3 separate regions of the Mus musculus genome follow, and all the other regions are linked to region 1. A link is a loop called in an ENCODE intact Hi-C map of the cell type or tissue named here. Cell type or tissue: left cerebral cortex. All regions are shown on one strand. Each heading gives the region's core, and the rest is flanking DNA. Links, peaks and the distances in the headings are about the cores only.

Region 1 (3,768 bases), core at 819-3,318:
TGAGGAGGCTCCCCTACCCACCCACCTTCCACCTCAGCACCCTAGTATTCCCATACGCTGGGTCATTGGGCCCCCACAGGACCAAATGGCTACCATCCCATTGATGTCTGATAAGCAGGGACTAAACCACCAACCAAAGAGTACACATGGGAGGATTCACGGCTACAGCTGGATATGTAGCAGAGGATTGCCGTATCTGGCAATCAGCTCTTATATATGCATTACAGGAAATAAATTGTATCTTGAGGCTTAGCTTTCCTGCTCATTAACCTACAAACATATCTGAGATTGATGAAGGCACTTATACCCCTCTTTCCCTAGTTCCTATCTCCATAGAGTAAGAATTGAAATATCTTATTTCTTTCTAAAATGGACTCTGACATCATTGTGTCACTATGTCCTCCCTGGCTCCAAAAATAAGCTATTTAATATTCTTTGCAGTTTACCATTTCAAACTCCATTAAGCATATAATTACTAAAGTGTTCCAATTTGCTATCTAGAAGAAATCAAAATGATATGACTGAATACCCTGCCAAAGACAATTTAAGAGATCATGGGTTTTTTTGGGCTTAGAACTCCAAATAACAGTTCTCCATTGCAAAGACGTCAGGGTGGCAAGATCTTGACTCAGGATGTCACATTATATCCACAGACAGCAGCAGAGACCAATGTATTAATGCATGCATGCTAGTATTCTACTGGCTCTATTTTACACTTCAAGATGCTCTATGTAGGACAATATTTGACACAAAATTAAGATGAGTTTTCCCAAATCAGTTAACTTGAGATAATCCCTTACAGATGGGCTAAGATATAGTCAGACTTCAACAATTTCTCACTGATGTCTCTTGTGGCTTCCTTCTTCTGTGAGAAGTTGGCAATTGATACTAATTATAACATAATTTACTGTGCTTGTGTAGCAAAAAGATTCCTAAGTTTCTCTTGGACTACATTTACTGATATCAGTAAAGGACATCCAAGGGATCATTCCCAGAGAACCACTGGTTTATTCCAGCATTGGGCTGATCTTACAAATATTATATGAGATAGAACTTTATGTGACACTGAAAAAGAATATGACACAAATCAACAACATCTAGTATCTTAGGTGTTTGGGAAACATTCTTTTGTACTGGATTCTAACTGGTGTGTTACCAAGACAAGACACTCGAGACAACATGGCACAAGCTCAGGGTCAAAAGAAGGAGAAAGGATTATGTTATGCATATCTGAGTCCCTCTAAAAACAAATGGTAAATCTGAACTCCTTCCCTGAAGCTGTATGCAACACTGTTTAGCTATTTCAAAATAAGCAGTATGGTTCCTGTTTTCACATAACATTGAAGTGATCTTTATGCAGAACAAGTCACAATACTTCCTTTCTCTACGTGTAAGAACCTGAGATCTCATGAGAACTGATTCTGGTCCCAACAGGGTTCTTAACACCAACCATGCTTCTCCTAGATGCCTGGACCCACATTCCTCACTGTGTCCTGCTGTTGATCCTGCTTCTGGGACTTAAAGGTGAGCATGCCCCAACAATAGAATCATCTCCCTGCTTCAGAGCTACTCTTACCATTGAAAGTAAAGGATTCCAGTTAATTATCTGAACTGTCACAGGAGAGGTAAGAATATTGTCTCACATAATAGAGCCAGAATTTTGAGCACTGCCTGAACTGGAATGTGAGCTTATAGCTTTGATACATTGAGTAGAAATGATTCATCTATAACAGTTTTCCACATATCCCTGCTCTTCATGACCCTCTCCAGTGAGCTTTAGTTCCTTCTATTTGTTTCAAACAGGACTAGTAATAACCTGCATGGTGCCAGTATGTTGTCAGGTTTTTCTTTTTCTTTTCTTTCTTTTTATTTATTGATTATTTTATTTATTTACTTTTCAAATATTATCTGTCTTCCAAGATTCCCCTTTGTAAACCCCTATACCACTCCCCCCAGCTTGTATGAGGGTGCTCCCAAACCCACCCACCCACCCACTCCCATCTCACGACCCTTGCATTCCCCTACACTGGTCCATCAAGCCTCCGTAAGACCAAGAGGCTCCCCTCCCATTGATATCAGATAAGGCAATCCTCTGCTGTATAAGCAGCTAGAGCTATGTGTCCCTCCTTGTGTATTCTTTGGGTGGCGGTTTAGTCCTTGGGAGCTCTGGGATTGGGGAGCTCTGGTTTGTTGAAATTGCTGTTCTACCTATAGGGTTGCAAACCCCTCCAGCTTCAACAGTCCTTCCCCTAACTCCTCCATTGTGGGTCCCTGTGCTCAGTCCAATGTTTGTGAGCATCCTCATACATATTGGTTAGGCTCTGACAGAGCCTCTCAGGGGACAGCTATAACAGGCTCCTGTCAGCAAGCACTTCTTGGCATTAGCAGTAGTGTCTAGGTTTGATGTCTGCAGATGGGATGGATTACTAGGTAGGGCAGTCTCTGGATAGCCTTCCCTTTAGTTTCTGCTCCATTCTTTATCCCTGCAGGACAGGGACAATTCTTTGTTAATATTTTTGAGATGGGTGGGTTGCCAATCCCTCAACTGGGGGCTGTGCCTAACCTCTGGATATAGTCTCTACAGGTTCTCACCTTTGTTGGGTATTTCAGCTTATGCCATTCCTACTGGGTCTTGAGAGCCTCTTGCATTCCTGGAATCTGGCACTTTCAACTGGCTACACCCAGTTCTCCATTTGCTGTTGCTTCACATATCCTTTCGTTTTCCTGACCCTCTGTATTTCTACTCCTATACCCAATCCTGTCACTTTTTCCCTCTTCCTCCTCCTCCTCCTCCTCTACCTCCTCCTCCTCCTCCTCTTCCTACTTCCTTCCCTCCCTCCCTCCCTCCCTCCTTCCCTCCCAGGTCTCTCCTTCCCTCTATCTACCTCCCCTGATTATTTTGTTTCCCCTTCTAAGAAGAACTGATGCATCAATACCTAGGTCTTCATTCTTTTCCAGCTACATATGATCTGGGAGTTTTATTGTGTGTATTCTGAGCTTTTTACCTAATATCTACTTACCAGTGAGTACATACCATGTGTGGTCTTTTGTGATTGGGCTACCTCACTCAGGATGATGTTTTCTAGTTCCATCCATTTGCCTGTGAATTTCATGAAGTCATTGTTTTTAATAGCTGAGTAGTACTCCATTTTGTAAATGTACCACATTTTCTGTAACCATTCTTCTGTTGAAGGACATCTAGGTTATTTCCAGCTTCTGGCTATTATAAATAAGGCTGCTATGAACATAGTGGAACATGTGTACTTTTATAAGTCTGAACACCTTTTGAGTGTATACCTAGGAGTGGTAGAGTTGAGTCCTCTGGTAATACTATGTCCAGTTTTCTGAGGAACCACAGACTAATTTCTAGAGTGGTTGTAACAGCTTGCAATCCCACCCACAATGGAGGAGTGTTTCTTTTTCTCCACATCCTTGCCAGCATCTGCTGTCACCTGAATTTTTATTTTAGCTATTCTGACTGTTGTGAGATGGAATCTCAGTGTCATTTTGATTTTCATTACCCAGAAAGTAAAGATGATGAACATTACTTTAGGTTCCTCTTGACCATTTGAGATTCCTCAGTTAAGAATTTTTTGTTTAGCTCTGTACCTCATTTTTCAATAGCGTTATTTTATTATCTGGAGTTTACCTTCTTGAGTTCTTTCTATATTCTGGATATAAGCTTTTAATCACTTGTAGGTTTGGTAAAGATTTTTCCCAATATTTCCAATCTTTTATCAGATGTAGGGTTGGTTAAGATTCTTCCCA
Region 2 (3,768 bases), core at 761-3,260, 270 kb after region 1:
CCCCATCAAAATTCCAACTCAATTCTTCAATGAATTAGAAAGGGAAATCAGCAGATTCATCTGGAATAACAAAAAACCTAGGATAGCAAAAACTCTTCTCAAGGATAAAAGAACCTCTGGTGGAATCACCATGCCTGACCTAAAGATATGTTACAGAGCAATTGTGATAAAATCTTCATGGTACTGGTATAGTGACAGACAAGTAGACCAATGGAATAGAATTGAAGACTCAGAGATGAACCCACACACCTATGGTCACTTGGTCTTTGACCAGGGAGCTAAAACCATCCAATGGAAAAAAGACAGCATTTTCAACAAATGGTTTTGGCACAACTGGGGGTTATCATGTAGAAGAATGTGAATTGATCCATTCCTATCTCTTTGTTCTAAGGTCAAATCTAAGTGGATTAAGGAACTCCACATAAAACCAGAGACACTGAAAGTTATAGAGGAAAAAGTAGGGAAAAACCTTGAAAATATGGGTACAGGGAAAAAATTCCTTAATAGAATAGCAATGGCCTGTGCTGTAAGATTGAGAATCGACAAATGGGACCTCATAAAGTCGCAAAGTTTCTGCAAGGCAAAAGACACCTTCAATAAGACAAAAAGATCACCAACAGATTGGGAAAGGATCTTTACCTATCCTAAATTGGATAGGGGACTAATATCCAATATATATAAAGAACTCAAGAAGGTGGACTCCAGAAAATCAAATAACCCCATTAAAAAATGGGGCTCAGAGCTGAACAAAGAATTCTCACCTGAGGAATACCAAATGGGAGAGAAACACCTGAAAAAATGTTCAACATCCTTAATCATCAGGGAAATGCAAATCAAAACAACCCTGAGATTCCACTTCACTCCAGTCAGAATGGCTAAGATCAAAAACTCAGGTGACAGCAGATGCTGGTGAGGATGTGGAGAAAGGGGAACACTCCTCCATTGTTGGTGGGATTGCAAGCTTGTACAACCACTCTGGAAATCAGTCTGGCGGTTCCTCATTAAATTGGACATAGTACTACTGGAGGATCCTGCAATACCTCTCCTGGGCATATATCCAGAAGATGTCCCAACCGGTAAGAAGGACACATCCTCCACTATGTTCATAGCAGCCTTGTTTATAATAGCCAGAAGCTGGAAAGACCCAGATGCCCCTCAACAGAGGAATGGATACAGAAAATGTGGTACATTTACACAATGGAGTGCTACTCAGCTATTAAAAAGAATGAATTTATGAAATTTCTAGGCAAATGGATTGACCTGGAGGGTATCATCCTGAATGAGGTAACCCAATCACAAAAGAACTCACATGATATGCTCATTAGTCTTTGTTGGACTTACTATGAGCAATGACTGTCAGTGGTTATGTTACTGATGAATACAAATGTAATTCTCCTACTATTTGGATATATTTTCTTCTCAGTATAAGAACTAAGGGCACAGAAGGCACAAATTCAGCCACACAAGTACATTTCCATTCCCTACTTGTTTAGTGTATAATATTATGACACTGGACAAAGTTTCATGGACAATTCATTATGTGACTAAAAAAAAAATCTTTTCAAAGTTAACTTTCATATGCTTTCAGAACAACAACATCATATTCCACTAGAATTATTTCACTGTAGCAAAAATGAAGCAATTAGAGTTCAGAAACCCAAGGTGAAAGATATCACAGTGGCTAAAACAGCCTTTGGCTCAGCCTTGCCAGACTTTGTCAAACATATGTGCTGGCTTCATGGCTCTTGCTCCATTTTATTAGTCATGTCTGTGCTACCCATGGGGCAGCATAAAGTAGGAAATTGCTCAATTGAGGTTCCTGTTTTCAGCTGTTGAGTTCACAGTCAAGATTAACATTTGCACACACTGAAATACCAAATCAAATAGTATTTATTTATTTATTGATTGATTGATTGATTCATTCATTCATTCATTCATTCATTCATTCATTCATTTCATTGGTTGTTTTATCTTTTGCAATTCAAATATTATCCTGCTTTCATTTCCCCTCCACAAATCCTCCATCCCATCCCCCTCCCCTGCCTCTATGAGAAGGCTCCCCTACCCACCCACCTTCCACCTCAGCACCCTAGTATTCCCATACGCTGGGTCATTGGGCCCCCACAGGAACAAGTGGCTACCATCCTATTGATGCCTGATAAGGAGGGACTAAACCACCAACCAAAGAATACACATGGGAGGATTCACGGCTACAGCTGGATATGTAGCAGAGGATTGCCTTATCTGGCAAACAGCTCCTATACATGCATTACAGGAAATAAATTGTATCTTGAGGCTTAGCTTTCCTGCTCATTTTCCTACACACATATCTGAGATTGATGAAGGCGCTTATACCCATCTTACCCAAATTCCTATCTGCATATAGTAAGAATTGAAATATCTTATTTCTGTCTAAAATGGACTCTGACATCATTATGTCCAAAAATAAGCTATTTAATATTCTTTGCAGTATACCATTTCAAACTCCATCAAGCATATACTTACTAAAGTGTTCCCATTTGCTATCTAGAAGAAATCAAAATGATATGACTGAATACCCTGCCAAAGACAATTTAAGAGATCATGGGTTTTTTTGGGCTTAGAACTCCAAATAACAGTTCCTCATTGCAAAGACATCAGGGTGGCAAGATCATGATGCAGCGTGTCACATTATATCCACAGACAGCAGCAGAGACCAGTGAATTAATGCATGCATGCTAGTATTCAACTGGCTCTATTTTACACTTCAAGATGCTCTATGTAGGACAATATTTGACACAAAATTAAGATGAGATTTCCTAAATCAGTTAACTAGAGATAATCCCTTACAGATGGGCTAAGATATAGTCAGACTTCAACAATTTCTCACTGATGTCTCTTGTGGCTTCCTTCTTCTGTGAGAAGTTGGCAATTGATACTAATTATAACATAATTTACTGTGCTTGTGTAGGCAAAAAGACTCCTAAGTTTCTCTTGGACTACATTTATTGATATCAGTAAAGGATATCCAAGGGATCATTCCCAGAGAACCACTGGTTTATTCCAGCATTGGGCTGATCTTACAAATATTATGAGCCAAACTTAGAACTTTATGTGTCACTGAAAAAGAATATGACACAAATCAACAACATCTAGGATCTTACGTGTTTGGGAAACATTCTTTTGTACTGGATTCTAACTGGTGTGTTACCAAGACAAGACACTTGAGACAACATGGCACAAGCTCAGGGTCAAAAGAAAGAGAAAGGATTATGTTATGCATATCTGAGTCCCTCTGAAAACAAATGGTAAATCAGAACTCCTTCCCTGAAGCTGCATGCAACACTGTTTAGCTATTTCAAAATAAGCAGTATGGTTCCTGTTTTCACATAACATTGAAGTGATCTTTATGCAGAACAAGTCACAATACTTCCTTTCTCTACGTGTAAGAACCTGAGATCTCATGAGAACTGATTCTGGTCCCAACAGGGTTCTTAACACCAACCATGCTTCTCCTAGATGCCTGGACCCACATTCCTCATAGTGTCCTGCTGTTGATCCTGCTTCTGGGACTTAAAGGTGAGCATGCCCCAAAAACAGAATAATCTCCCTGCCTCAGAGCTACCCTTACCATTGAAAGCAAAGGATTCCAGTTAATTACCTGAACTGTCACATTGTCTCATATAATAGAGCCAGAATTCTGAGCACTGCCTGAACTGGAATGTGAGCTTATAGCTTTGATACATAGAGTAGAAATGATTCATCCATAATATTTTCCACATATCCCTG
Region 3 (3,768 bases), core at 761-3,260, 520 kb after region 1:
TAAGTGTAAAGTGGTATCTTAAAATTCTCATTGTCTGTCTTCTACTTTACTGGCATGACTTATTGTATGACAATGAAAGCGAGATATCAAGAGGCTAAGTTGGCAAATGATGAAAATAAGTATATTCAAATTAAATGAAAGTGGAATTTTCATTTTCCGTTAACAGGGTCTTGCTATGTACTACTGGCTGGCCTCAAACTCAGGGAGATGCACCTGACTCTGTCTGATTGATGAGATTAAAGGCATGTGCCACCATACCTGGCTTGAGTTCCATTCTTATTCTGCTTGGGTTCACCTGCATAAGGTAGCATTGCCCAAATTGAGCTAGATCTTCCTAAGTTTCCAATGGAAAGAGTAAACCACAGATATACCCATAGGGCAGCATTGAGCAGAAAATTTCTCAACTGAGGTTCCTGTTCTCAGGTACCCTGGTATCGTGTTCACAGCCAAGATTAGCTCTTCCACCCCCTAAAACACCAAAGCAAACATTTCTTACACCTGGATTAGATAGGAGAGAATTTGGTCTTGACGATTAGCTTTCTTGCTCTTTTTCCCAGCACATATCTAAAGTTAGTGAGGACCCTTATACGTCTTTCTCCCTAGTTCCTATCTGAACACAGTAAGAATTGAAATATCTTCTTTCTAACAAAATAGAAACTGACATCCTTGTTTCAACTAGTTCTCCATGTCTCAAGAAGCAATCTACTCAGTTTCCTTCAGAGTATACTGATGTACACATTCATGCTCCATTAAGAATATAAGATCATATGCCCCAGTACAAGGGAATGCCAGGGCCAGAAAGCAGGAGTGGATGGATTGGGGAGCAGGGCAGAGGGAGGGTGTAGGGGAATTTCAGGATAGCATTTGAAATGTAAATAAAGAAAATATCTAATTAAAAAAAAAAGAAGAAAAAGGAATATACTTATTAAAATGTTCCCATTTTAAAGAAGTCAAAAGCTGACTCCTGAGAGGCTCTGCCAGAGGCTGACCAGTACAGATGTTGATGCAGTCAACTATTGGACTGAGCATGGGAAACCCCATGGAGGAGTTAGGAGAAGGACTGAAGGAGCTGAAGGGGATTGCAACCCCATAGGCAAAAAACAATATCAACAAATCAGACCACCAGAGGTCCCAGGGACTAAACCATCAATCAAAGAATGAAACCCATGGTTCCAGCTGCATATGTAGCAGAGGAAGGCCTTATCTAGCATCAGTGGGTGGGAACCCTTGGTTCTGTGAAAGCTTGATGCCCCAGTGTAGGGTAATGCTAGGGCAGTGAGGCAGAAGTGAATAGGTGTGTGGGAGGGGGAGCACCCTCACAGAAACAGGGGTGGGAGATGGGATAGAGGGTTTGAGGAGGAGAAACCAGGAAAGGGGATAACATTTGAAATGTAAATAAATAAAATATCCAACAACAAAAAAAAAAAAGGTTCCCATTTCCTCTCTGAAAAAAAAAATCAGGATGATATGATTGAAACATCTGGCAAAGGCAACTTAAAAGATCACGGATTTATTGAGTTTACAACTCCAAATTATAATTTATCATTGTAGCGATATTAGGGTGGCAAGATTTTGAAGCATGGAGTCATTATATATCCATTGATAAGAGTAGGGAGCAAAGAGTTTATGCATATATGCTATAATTCATCTAACCCTATCCATTTTATTGTTCAAGATGCCCTACCTAGAACATAATTTTGTCCAAAATTAACATGAGTTTTCTCAAACCAATTAACTAAAGACATCCCACTCAGATGGTTTAAAAGGCCTTCTAAACCTTATCAAACTTACATATGTTCCTAGTGGCCTGTTTCTTGTATGCCTGGTTGAGAATTAATACTATTTGTAACATATACTAAGTTACATGTTTGTGTATGCAAAAAAGGCCTTTAAGTCTCACTTTGACTACATTTATCAGGATATTAGTAAAAGACATTCAAAGGATCATGAGAAAAAACATCTTGTTTACTCCAGCACTGAGCTGTTCTCACAAATATGGCCTTAACTGTGAAGTTTTATGTGGCACTGGAAAATGATATATAGACTTGGGTGTATGGGAAACACTCTTTTTTGGGGATTCTAACTGGGGAGTTACTAAGTCAAGATATCTTGAAACCACAGGAATCCAAGACAGGTTTAAGAGAAAGAGAAAGGATTACTTAAAGTATAAATATCTGAGTTTCTCTGCAAATAACTGTTAAAAACAACTCTTCCATTGCAGCTTCTTGTAATACTGTGAATCTATTTCAAAATAACCTGTATTGTTCCTGTTTCTCCATAACACTGACATATCCTGTTTGCAGAAAAAGCCACAGTACATCTTTTCTCTTCAGCCAGAAGCTACGACCTCACGAGAAAGTAGAAAAGACTCCTTAACCCTGACCATGCATCACCTGGACTTCCGGCCACATACTCTCCACAGAACCCTGCTCATGACTCTACTCCTGGGACTTACAGGTGAGCATGTTACAACAATAGCATCATCTTCCTGCTTCTGGACTATCTTCTGCTATTGAAACTACAGAAATAAGGGTAACCACCTGAACTGCCACCAGGAGAGAAATCCAGCATGTTGTCTCGGGTCTTTACCTGAATCCTGAGCACTGCTCAGCATGTTGATAAGTTGCAGCATTTAGCTAGAACATCCTATTAAAAAATGCTTCAAAAAGCATGATTTCTAATACTTCACCTAATAAAAGTTGGTTCACAGAATCTCACTTAAATTACTGTATCTCTTAGGCCCATCAGAGCCAGGAGTCACTGCCAATGAAGCTGACGGGGCTACCTGTCACTAAGCTCAGTACTCTCTGCTCATTTCCTGAAACACTGAGGCTGACATGCAGACCACTGACAGGATTCTAGGTGAAGCATGTTAGGCAATACTCAGCCACTATACTGTCTTGCGTAGGTTTCTCATTTTGTCTTCAGGCCTGCAGTTCCTCCCTCAACTGATCTCAGTCTTCTCACATGGTTATTGCTTCCATGACAAGCATGTACTAATATTTTTCTCATCTAACGCTGTATTTTACTGCTGTGGTTGCTGTAACAAGTACCACAGTGTGGTGGTCAAAAGAGTAGACATTCATTTCCTCAAAATTCTGAAAACTGGAATCTCAGAGTCAAGGTGCCCACAGAGATATTTTTTCCAAGATGCTTCTACTTTATAAATTAAACCTTCTCTTTCTGTCTTTATGTATTATCTTACCTCATTCTTTCTCTGTGGATATTTTCTACTTCCTGAAATAAAACCAATCACATTGGGTTAATACTCACCCAAATGACTTCTATTGATTTTAACTCCTTAAATACTCTCCACCATATATAGTCACTATATGGCACATGAGATTATGGCATTGATATGTAGAGTATAAGCAATGTATCCATAACAGGTCCCCACATGTCCCTGGTCTTCTCAATCTTCTCCAGTGAACTTTCCTTCCTTCTACTTGTAGCAAACAGGATTAGTGACACACTGAGTGTTCCCTGCTCACGGTTCACCTAAGAATATTTGTTAGCTGTTCATTTTTCGGTGGTGAGGAAGACTCTATTACTGATTCCGTGGCTTTAGGTCTGGGCATAGCAACCTTCAGGTTCCACTTTGGCTCATGTGTTATATTGTCTAACAAGATAAAAGTTTAATTTTTAAATGTCCTCATTACACTCTCTCTGCACCTGGGAGTAGCGGTAAGAGAATAGTCCTGCTGATTCTTTTAACACTTCCTGAAGCTTTCTGTATTTCAAATTTTCTAAAATTAATATATAATTACT

The links. Peaks named below come from ENCODE experiments on the same cell type or tissue, not always from the same donor. Only the 100,000 strongest peaks of a DNase experiment are listed, where the experiment ranks them.
Region 2: it touches region 1 in a loop (10-fold over the local background); 21 of 42 quality-filtered maps call a loop at or near these places.
Region 3: it touches region 1 in a loop (2.9-fold over the local background); 7 of 42 quality-filtered maps call a loop at or near these places.

The regions. Positions count from the first base shown.
Region 1 is chr3:15,846,097-15,849,864 of GRCm38, reverse strand. It overlaps Sirpb1c (signal-regulatory protein beta 1C), which reads left to right and starts at 1,378. Exons shown (of 6, transcript NM_001173459.2): 1 at 1,378-1,524. The coding sequence starts at 1,452. In left cerebral cortex, for the core only: no CTCF peak of the experiment used is centred there; no DNase peak of the experiment used is centred there.
Region 2 is chr3:15,574,668-15,578,435 of GRCm38, reverse strand. Sirpb1b (signal-regulatory protein beta 1B) reads left to right here and starts at 3,371. Exons shown (of 6, transcript NM_001173460.1): 1 at 3,371-3,558. The coding sequence starts at 3,486. In left cerebral cortex, for the core only: no CTCF peak of the experiment used is centred there; no DNase peak of the experiment used is centred there.
Region 3 is chr3:15,330,839-15,334,606 of GRCm38, reverse strand. Gm9733 (predicted gene 9733) reads left to right here and starts at 2,305. Exons shown (of 3, transcript NM_001076679.2): 1 at 2,305-2,457. The coding sequence starts at 2,385. In left cerebral cortex, for the core only: no CTCF peak of the experiment used is centred there; no DNase peak of the experiment used is centred there.